Linked DNA regions of Homo sapiens: region 2 is linked to region 1. A link is a loop called in an ENCODE intact Hi-C map of the cell type or tissue named here. Cell type or tissue: A673. All regions are shown on one strand.

Evidence for each region. Peaks named below come from ENCODE experiments on the same cell type or tissue, not always from the same donor. Only the 100,000 strongest peaks of a DNase experiment are listed, where the experiment ranks them.
Region 2: it touches region 1 in a loop (2.4-fold over the local background); 2 of 110 quality-filtered maps call a loop at or near these places.

Annotation. Positions count from the first base shown.
Region 1 is chr10:129,326,717-129,331,716 of GRCh38, forward strand. No RefSeq gene overlaps it. Among named protein-coding and RNA genes, the nearest start is that of MGMT, 140 kb to the right of the region's middle. In A673, no CTCF peak of the experiment used is centred here; a DNase peak (open chromatin) is centred at 2,035; H3K27ac peaks cover 4,013 bases.
Region 2 is chr10:129,158,545-129,163,544 of GRCh38, forward strand. No RefSeq gene overlaps it. Among named protein-coding and RNA genes, the nearest start is that of LINC02667, 250 kb to the left of the region's middle. In A673, no CTCF peak of the experiment used is centred here; a DNase peak (open chromatin) is centred at 2,817; H3K27ac peaks cover 654 bases.

The DNA.
Region 1 (5,000 bases):
CATCCTCTGGCTTACAGAGCATTCACTCACTGTGGATTCAGAAGACTCTTCACATTCATGGGAGCATGTCCCGAGACCCTCACAAACTCCCATCCAGGGACACTGAGGTATATCATTATATCATGTCCAACAAGCTTACTGGCAGTCTACACACAATTGTAGAATGCTCTCCAAACTTCCACTGATGCTTAGCCCTCATCAGCAAGTAATTTCTGCCCTGGATGAAGCATTCACACCCACAGTTTCATAGGTCACTTCTTCTCATGACCGCATTGATTTTCCAGGGGACCCATTCTGGTACTGGGTAGGGGCCACAACCCAGTATTTTGTTCTCCTCTTTCTCCAGAGTTCAATTTCCCAGATATGAATCACCATTTACTTTACTTTCTCTTTATTTCCAGCATTAACAAATAGCTTGTGGTGTGTGTAAGGTGGAAGGGAGGGGTAGCGAATACTTCATCATGAGAAAATGAGTTTGAGCCATTTTCTTGTCTCCTCTTGTCTATGAAGAGAAGAGGAGACCCACACAGCCACATCATAAACCTGCTGGGTGTTATCTGGGCTCATCGATTCAGTATTCACAGCATACAGAATCCATTTTATGGCATACAAAATCTAAATATGTGGCTCAGCAAATTACAAATGACTATATGCCATGAGCCTTCTAGGTTACCTACAAGTAGCCAAAACCACAGAGGTCAAATCACAAATTTCAGTTTATGCTGAATCAGGTCCCCAAACCAGTCCCATGGGCCACTAAAGCCACAAATGTTCAGTTGACTTAACATGACAAAAAGGGTTCTAAGTTCATCTTCTTTTAATTGGGATATGACCCTAGTCTGTTAACATCAGGTACCACAAACCCCAGCTCAGGTGATGTGATTCCTAGACACTGAAATATATTAAGAAGCTTTTGACTGCAAGTAACAGAAAACTCCAATCGAACTGGCTTAAACAACAGTGAAATTTATCTCACAACAAGACTTCCTGAAATAGCTTGGCAGCATACTGGCTAGTTCAGCAACATAACCAAAGATCCAAGGTGTCATCTGCTATCCACAGATCCGCGCCTTTGCAGCCCATCTCGGTTATCCCATGCAGCCAGCAGGACACCCAGCCCAAAACGCACAGGTGCCTCCCTTGAGTCTGCTAACAATTCAGACCCCTCAAGGAGCCACTCAGCTTCTTATGGCCAGAATCGTATGACGTGCCCTTGCCTAAAACCATCCCTAGCTTAGACAGGCCCTGCCGACTGAAATCCATGACATCCATGGAGTAGGTCCCAACTCCCATTTCGCAAGTGAAATTTGAGTCCAGATGTAAATATAAATATGAATATACACATGTCCACCTACTTATGTGTGCACTGAGCTGCAACGTAAGATGAATTTCTTGTATCTGGTTGATGGTCCAGGTAGTATGAGAAGCACTGACTTAGACCAGTCCTGACCTAGACTTAGGGCAGAAGATGTAGCCTGACTTCCCTGAAGCACACAGCCATGTGTGACAGAAGGGAGGCCCAGACAAAGTGAGGTAGGGAAGAAAGCCACAGGAGCAGTAACGGGTAACAAGTAGCAAGTGAGGAAGAGAGTCTCTTGAATGGGGGAGATGCCTGTCACCTGTACAGAGATGCACATGGATTGGATTGAGAGCTAGGCTTTGCGGTGAACAGGGCAATTCCAGGTGCTAATAGAGCTGCCTGTGGGGCCACCTAGATTCTCTGCTGGCTGACATGGACACATTTCCAATGGACAGTGTGAAGCAGATAGAGCAGAGTGTGGATTACAGGCAAAGAAATGCACAGCTGAGTTCATTTAAAAACTAGAAGAAGCATCTACAAGGGCTTTTACCATCTGATGAACAACTAAGCACATCTTAGCCAACTACATCGTTTATTTATTGATTTCCTATGATGTACTTTATGATACTGCTGAAATCATTATGTGGTTTTTAACGCAGTGTGACTCAGGAGACAGGCATGTTGAGGGCTGTCATCACCAAGATGCCTTCTGTCATTGCACCATCCTCTTAACCTGATGTAAGGAAATTCATATTTAGTGGAGAAGGAAATGACTTTGGGTATGTATCATTCAAATCCTCAAGGATTATTGGCTAATTAGGAGCACAGTAATGTAAATTTGCCTTGTGTCAGGTTTTCAGGAACAGTAAAATAACATAATTAAGCAGTGAACAAAGCAGATCATTTAAGCCACTCTTCACTGAAAATGTATATGATGGCTAAATGTATGCATCAGCCTGGCAGCTGGGAAAAAAAATAGCCCACACTGCGGAGGCCAAAAATTGTTTCTAATCGCAGAAGAGAAATTGCATAGATTGACTTAAATATATTGCTATTTCTTACAGGAAGATTTGCATTGAAAATTCCCATTCAATAATTAAATAATTCCCTTACTTAAAGGAAGCAAGAGTTGTTCCTTATGAAAAACATCAAACTGAATTGTATTAATATAAGCAAAGTAAATAGCCAAATAAAACTTGCTAGAAATGGAAACCCTAATAAAATAAGGAAACAAATCTTGAAGTGATACTTCCCAATTTTGACTTTTCTTTGGACTTGCAGCTACATATGCAAAATTACACGTAAAAGTGCATAGCTTCAGCTAAAACGCTTGCCTCCAAATGGCCCAGTTAACTTGGATTTTTAAAATAGAAGCCTCTTGGTCAGGATGCTGATGGACTGTCTCTGTGCATTGAAAAGAACGTATTCCCATCGTACCCAGAAACCTGAGAGAAGGTCATTGCGAGAACTCCAACACACCCTGAAAGACTTGGAAGGGATTCCTGATCAAGGGAATGCATTTCTATTCCGTCATGCTTGCCACTGGAATGAGAAAGGGAGGTTTGACTTAGCCCAGCCAACCGTGGCAAAGAACTGCTGGTCCAGGGTGGGGTCTGGAGCAGGGAGGGCGGCCGGATTAACCCTCCACCATCTCATGAAGCAAAATTCTCTCCACTGCCTCCTCCCCCACTGCTCCCACCCAGGGTTCCGAAACTGCAAGTCAATGTTGTGTTCCCCTCAGTGCTCCAGAAGTGGGGGTGACAAGAATAGAAACAGTGAAGAGAGTCGGCCTTTAGAAAGAAGGGAACACGGCACAGTGACTCACGCCTGTAGTCCCAGCACTTTGGGAGGCCTAGGCAGGTGGATCACTTGAGGTCAGCAGCTCAAGACCAGCCCGGCCAACGTGTTGAAACCCCGTCTCTACTAAAAGTACAAAAATTAACCAGGCGTGGTGGCACGCACCCGTAATCCCAGCTACTCAGGAGGCTGAGACTGGAGAATCACTTGACCCCAGGAGGCAGAGGTTGCAGTGAGCTGAGATCGCGCCACTGCACTCCAGGCTGGGCAACAGCGAGACTCCGTCTCAAAAAAAAAAAAAAAGAATGGGGGGAGAGTGAGAACATGGAGGAGGGAGTTGGCCGTGGGAGAAAGGACAAGGCTCAGATAGATAAGTTAAATAAAATTGTTTTCAAACTTGGTCTGCAAAAGTCAGTGAAAGCATCAATCAGCCAAATATTCACAAGTACTCAGGACTCTGCTTTTGATAAAATATTGGCCACAGTCATTTTGAGAATGCAGCCCGGAAAGCTACTGGTACTGCTTTGGTGCTTAAACAAAAAAAGAATCAGGAAAATCAAGTGCATCTTGATGTTAGCTAAGTTCCCCTTTTTCTTACAAACCAAGGCAAGGGCTGGAAAGTGGCAGCTCTTAGCTAAGTGAATGCGGGGTGCTGCCAGAGATCGGGCCCTACACGCTGATGGCCTGATTTATAACTGCTGTTTTCTATTATAATTCAAGCACCTCCAGGGGCCTTTCCAAGACAAATAAATGATTACAAAGTGCTGTATTGTATCTCAAACCTTCTTTCCTCCCAAATCAAATTCAGTAGCTCTGCCTTGGGAACGTGTGCTCCAAATCGTGATCACTTTCTAAAGTTGTCCACTCATGGCTCCGTAATCAGCTCTCTTGGAGATGCAATTCTGCTGAGTATCACCTGATAGCTCTCCTTCAAAGAAATAACAAAGGGCCCTGTCGCAGGTCAGCAAGGCACTTGGGCAACTCATTCCTTCTTAGGTTCAATGCCTAACATCTTTGTGAGGCCATGATGAGGGTCACCCTTATGAACTCCAAAATGCGAAACAGCAGAAAATGCTCTTTGGGATGAACCACTAACTCAACACTCTCCCAAATAAACAACATATGAGCCACAGGAATTTTATTCAAGAGGTAAATGTGAATCTTCCCTTAATGACTTTGAAAACCCAATTAAGGATTAACACGCTGCAGAGGTAACATGCAATAAATCCAACACTATACGATTTTTAAGATTTCAGATTGAGTGTCTCTTCTCTGGACCTTTTCTAACATAAATTTTGCCTTCGATATTTACCGTCCTTTGAAAAGTGGGTCACTATGTTCACCTGCCACTGTATGATCAGAAGAACTGAAGAAAACACTCATTAGGTTGACAAAATATCCCATATATCCGTGTCAGTTAAAAGGGGAAAAAAATCACCAAGATCTTCCCTGTGCCACCTTTCAGGATTCCTGACATCTGTCATAAAACTCAGGCCATATGTCTTTTCCTTCCATTAAGGGGAGTCGCCACACAACCAGAGCTAAGGTCGTGTCAAAAAGAATTATTGACTTATAAGCATATCTTCCCCCACCCTGCTAATGACTTCCACAAATATACCCACTGATCGTCTTTTTTTATGTGCTTTCCAGAAATTACTGGGAGACCCAGGGGGCCATTTGGGGGTTCTATGCTTAGGGATTTGACAGGTAATGTTAATGAGACTCACACCCATATTTATTTCAGGATTTATTTATTTAGAGTGGAGTGTTCTGGTCGCGTGAGCCTTGCTGAACTGGCAATGAGAGGAGAAGGGAGGAAGGAAGGAGAGGGACGGCGGGGGGGAGGGCCGAGGGATCGCAGTCTAGAAGGCCTCTATAAAGCAGCCTCCAAGAGCACCGTTTA
Region 2 (5,000 bases), 170 kb before region 1:
TGAGGAGACATGTCAGTGGCCATATTTGCAGGAAGCTGTTGGTTGGAGAGGCAGAGTCGGGGAGATCCTGTTAGAAGCAGGCTTGCAGTTGTTGCTTTCTTTGGTTGGAAAGAGGTAATTGCCAAAAAGATTTATCATCTTAAGGAAATCTGCTGATAATAAAGGAGAAGTCTGTCTGCCAGGATGCTGCCCTGGTCCTTACCAACATTAAACTTCTTTAAAAGGCTGGCCCATGAATAGTTCACCTCCTTCCAAGATGAGTAATAATTTTTAAAAATGGATAAGCAAATAAGCACAGAATATATTTAAATTGCTACTTGAAAAGGAATAAAATGAACAGGAAAACAAATGGTAAGTAAAGAACACTGACTAGAAAGAAGTTTCTGTGGAGCAGATGAAAATTGGTACCAAATATGCCGCACTAATTTTTTAAAAATTTAATGAGATAATCACTTATTTAATGTAAAATCTCAAAGTGGAGCTACAGGAGTTTAAAAAATACATTGACTGCCAACAGTAGGAGAAGAAATAAGAGGAAAACTAAGAGTGGGTGAAAAAATAAAACCATCACAGAAATGAAGACCACCTTGACCAAACCGCAGTCAGGAATGTGCATTTCTGGCAACACAGGAAGAGACATGGAGGACAGGACTGAGGAACGGAGCAAAGAAAGTGGAAATAAGGAAACGTGGGCCAAAAAGTAGAGGGAAAAATAATGCCTAGATAAGACAGAAATAAGATAGGCAACAAACACATAAATGGTATCCCTGAAGCAGAGCACTGAAAAACTGAAACAGAAAAGGAAAACAAACCTTTGAGATATAATTTAAGAAAACTTTTCAGAAATAAAAGGCAACTTGAATCTATGGATTGAAAGCATATGCTATGGACCAAGAAAAATGATATGAGCAATCAATACTGAGTCACATGCTAGTGAAGCTGTTGATCCTCCAAAAGAAGAAAGAATCCTTTGGGGACATAGAGGATTAATCAGCTCTAAGTGCCGGGTAGTGCAAGAACACAATGAACGGCCACCTGAAACCCCTGGGAGAGAGGGTAGTAGCCCAAGAATTTTGTACCTGGCCAAACAATAATCCAACTATTAAAGGAAACAAATGTGCCAGAACTCAATAAATATAATACCTATAAGCCCTTCTTATAGAAACAACTAGAGGGCACATCTCAGCCTAGCCCAAAGTAAATGGAACAACCATCAGCCAAGGACTCTTCATGAGCATCAGACCCACTTATCAGGAGCATTAAACTGTGACAACACTGGGAATTTTGATAAAAGAAAAAAATACAAATATGTATAGGTATATGTATTTTCTAACTGTACATATGTACATGTATGTCTAATTCTACATTATATAAAAAACAGCTTCAACAGTTGGGTAGTGATGAGGAAGAGTGGATTTAGAAATACTGTAAGTTCCCAATTTTTCTCATCTTTACATAAGGAGAACAAAGATGTAAATTTTAAAGATGATAAATCAAGTAATACATGTAAAAGCATATATAAATGTACAAATGCAATAAACACCAGGAAAATAATATAATTTATATTTATAATCTAATATAAATACATTATAATAAATGTATAATTTCTATTATCATTTATAATAGAAATTATGTTATATGTTATGTATGTTACATATAATTTATATTATATATATCATATTATATAATTTATTGTATATAAATTATATATAAATGTCATGTATATATTATATATAAATTTTATATAATAAATTATATAATGTCATTTATATATTATATAAATTTTATAATATATTATAATACATAAATTATATATAACTACATATTATATAGTATTATATGTTATAACATATATATTATTGTATATTATAAATTATAACAAATTTATATAGAATATAATTCTATTCTATATAGATTATACTATTAATAATTATACTATTAATATAATAATATTTATATAAAATTATAATATAATTTATATATCATGTAACTTTGGCTGGGCTTAGATGTGCCCAGTTGTTTCTATAAGGATTTATATTTATCTTATTTTTTGAGTTCTTGCATGTTTGTTTCCTTTAATACTTGATCTATTGTTTGGCCAGGTACAGTAATAATGATATAAAACTGGGTGGTGAGCAGGTGGCAGAGTATAGATGTATACTAGTCATGTCATTGCTTTAATTATTTATAAAAAATATTTAACATTTTTACAAAACAATGAAATAACCCAACTTGAAAAATAGGGAGCAGAGGGAATCCACTTCCCAGGGTTTGGCACCAGCTTTTCACTTTATTCTGTGCCTGAGCCAGTTTTCTTGTGCTGAGGCCACCAGCAGCAACACAGGTTTCTAATGGTGGATCGGTGGCGGCACACTCACTAACATAGGCAACGGCTTTAACATATGACACAGTTACATGCAAAGCTAAATTGCATTAGGTCAGACCGTAAACTACATAAGCCACATTATGTCATTCAGTCCTCACTATAACACTGTGAAGCAGATATTGTTTTATGTCCCATTGCTGAGAAAAGGAAAACTTTGGAAGATTACTAGGCACACACAGAAAATTGCGAAGCTGGGACTTGAACTTGAGTCTCACTAGCTGCAAAGTGTGTGCTCTCAAACTGAAGGAGACCTTACTTTAAACAGGAATTGAGTTTTTTATGATGCCCAAAGAATATTTGCATATTACTGACATCAAATTACAAAAGGAGATCATTATTAACCTAGCTTCTCAGTCTGGAATGTCCCTTCCCCTCAGGCTTTGTCAATTTAAATGTTTCTCATTCAAGGCATGACTCACACATCACATCCTCCCCACCCCAGGAATTGCTGAGGTTGGCTTCCCCTGAGCTGCCACAGTTCAGCACCCACGTGTAACAGGGCTGTCATTCGGCCATCTAATGTCATTTAGGCACCAGGCACTGTGCCTTGTCCAAATAAATGGTAATTGACAATTCAGAAATGATATTAAATTTCAACATTAGCTTTACAAATTGACACTTTTATCGTCTTTGGACCACTTTATCTTAATGTAGATTTTGAGTGTTTTTTTGAGGCAAAAGTCAGGGCACTCCACCCCTCTTCTACTAGGTGAAGAGCAAGCACACAGCTCATATTATGGGCAGTTACCAAAACTAAAAACACAGGCTGGGCACGGTGGCTCACGCCTGTAATCCCGGCACTTTGGGAGGCTGAGGTGGGCGGATCACTTGAGGCCAGAAGTTCGAGACTGGCCTGGCCAACATGGCGAAACTTTGTCTCTACCAAAAAATACAAAAATTAGCCTGGCGTGGTGGTGCATGCCTGTAATCCCAGCTACTCAGGAGACTGAGGCATGAGAATCGCTTGAACCTAGGAGGCAGAGGTTGCAGTGAGCTGGGATCGCACCACTGCAATCCAGCCTGGGTGACAGAGTGAGATTCTGTCTCAATAATAAAAAAATAAATAAATAAAAACACAACTGTGACCTTAAACTTATTTCTGGGGGTAGGGGGAAGGGAATGATGAAAAACAAACTATAGAAAAAGACGGTGATTCAGAAAGTTGCAGAAACAAACACAAATTCTGTGCAGTCTCCATAGGTTTATGATCACATTGAGGATATTAAAAATCTAGAGTCAACTTTCAGTTGTCCAGTGTGTGGAAGGCTCCAATCTGCGACTTCTCCTGTTCATTCAGCAGGAGGTGGGCAAGAGGTAAAAAAAACCCAGCGTGACTGTCTTTTCTACAGTTAATCATCTACTTCCCAGACAAAAAAGAGGCTCCTGACTGTTGACTCTTTAACATTCTCCTTTGATTTTTGCTACCATGAAGGTTTTAGCGGGGAGAGCTACAAGGTTTAGGAAATGCCTTTTAAATTTCCTTTACCCATCTGTATAATCTTCATCTTTATTTCTTTAATCCCCATTGCCTATGCATTAGCACCTCAAAAGCTTATTATTTAGATCAAAGCAGACTTAGGAAGGAGCTAGTCTATCTTGAATTTTATCCAAAAAAAAAAAAAAAAAGGCTACAGTCAAGGTAATTTCACTTTCCCTTTAAATAGCATATTTCACCCATATCCCAAAGACCTGTTTGTTGTTTTTCTTTCAATTAAAGAGCACAGTCCCTTTCTAGAATACATAAGGTATTTTTTTTATGAGTTTCTCAGTTTCCCACTGGCTAGATTCTGGATAGAATGGGAAAAATGCACCTTTATCAACTCAGGAATATTCATGGAGGAAACCTCACCCGTTTAATCTCATCCTTTTCCACAACACGAATTGGGATGGCCTTTGGAAAAAATTTAAGAAGGGGAAACGAACACCTTGAATGCACGCAGGGTGTGCAGGGGTAAACAAGGTTAGACACATTACTATTTTCCTATTGCTGCTGCGGGTCCTGCAGCAGGAACAGAAGGCCTCCGGGAGGAACTTCCTCCTGAAGCCTCTCACCCATTCACCTGGAGGAGCCAGGAGTGGGTTTGGATTCTGTGGAGTTTCTCATCTTCCTCACTTTCCCCCATAGCTTTGAATGTCCATGAAGCGGTTACCCCAAGCTTGGAATAATGGACTCCATGAGTAGAAAGAGCCCTAATTCCAGACAATTTCATGATCTATTCTCAATTCTCCGTTGCTGTTAATTAACCGCGGGGGTCCATGGTTTTGCCCCGTGCTGTGCAGGTGCCTCATGGGACGTCATCCCCGCCACCACTGCTCTGGCACAGTGCTGGGCCCAAGAGCAGAAGAGAAAACACAAAGTGATGGTCAAGATCATTCATCAGAGGAGGAAGCTCAAGAGTCTTAGGAGGGAAACAGACACCTCGTGGTTATAAAGCAGTTCGGCCCGGACATGACTGGGGAGTGGCTGGGTCAAAGAGTAGAGGCCTGATTAAATACTAAAAAATCAAACACCAAAGTTTAGTTGGCCAAAGAATGGCCAAACTAAAACCTTTCCAAGGCATTTTTATGCCAGCCTCTTTCTCTTAGTTAGATCCCTGTTGATGTTGGAGGGGCC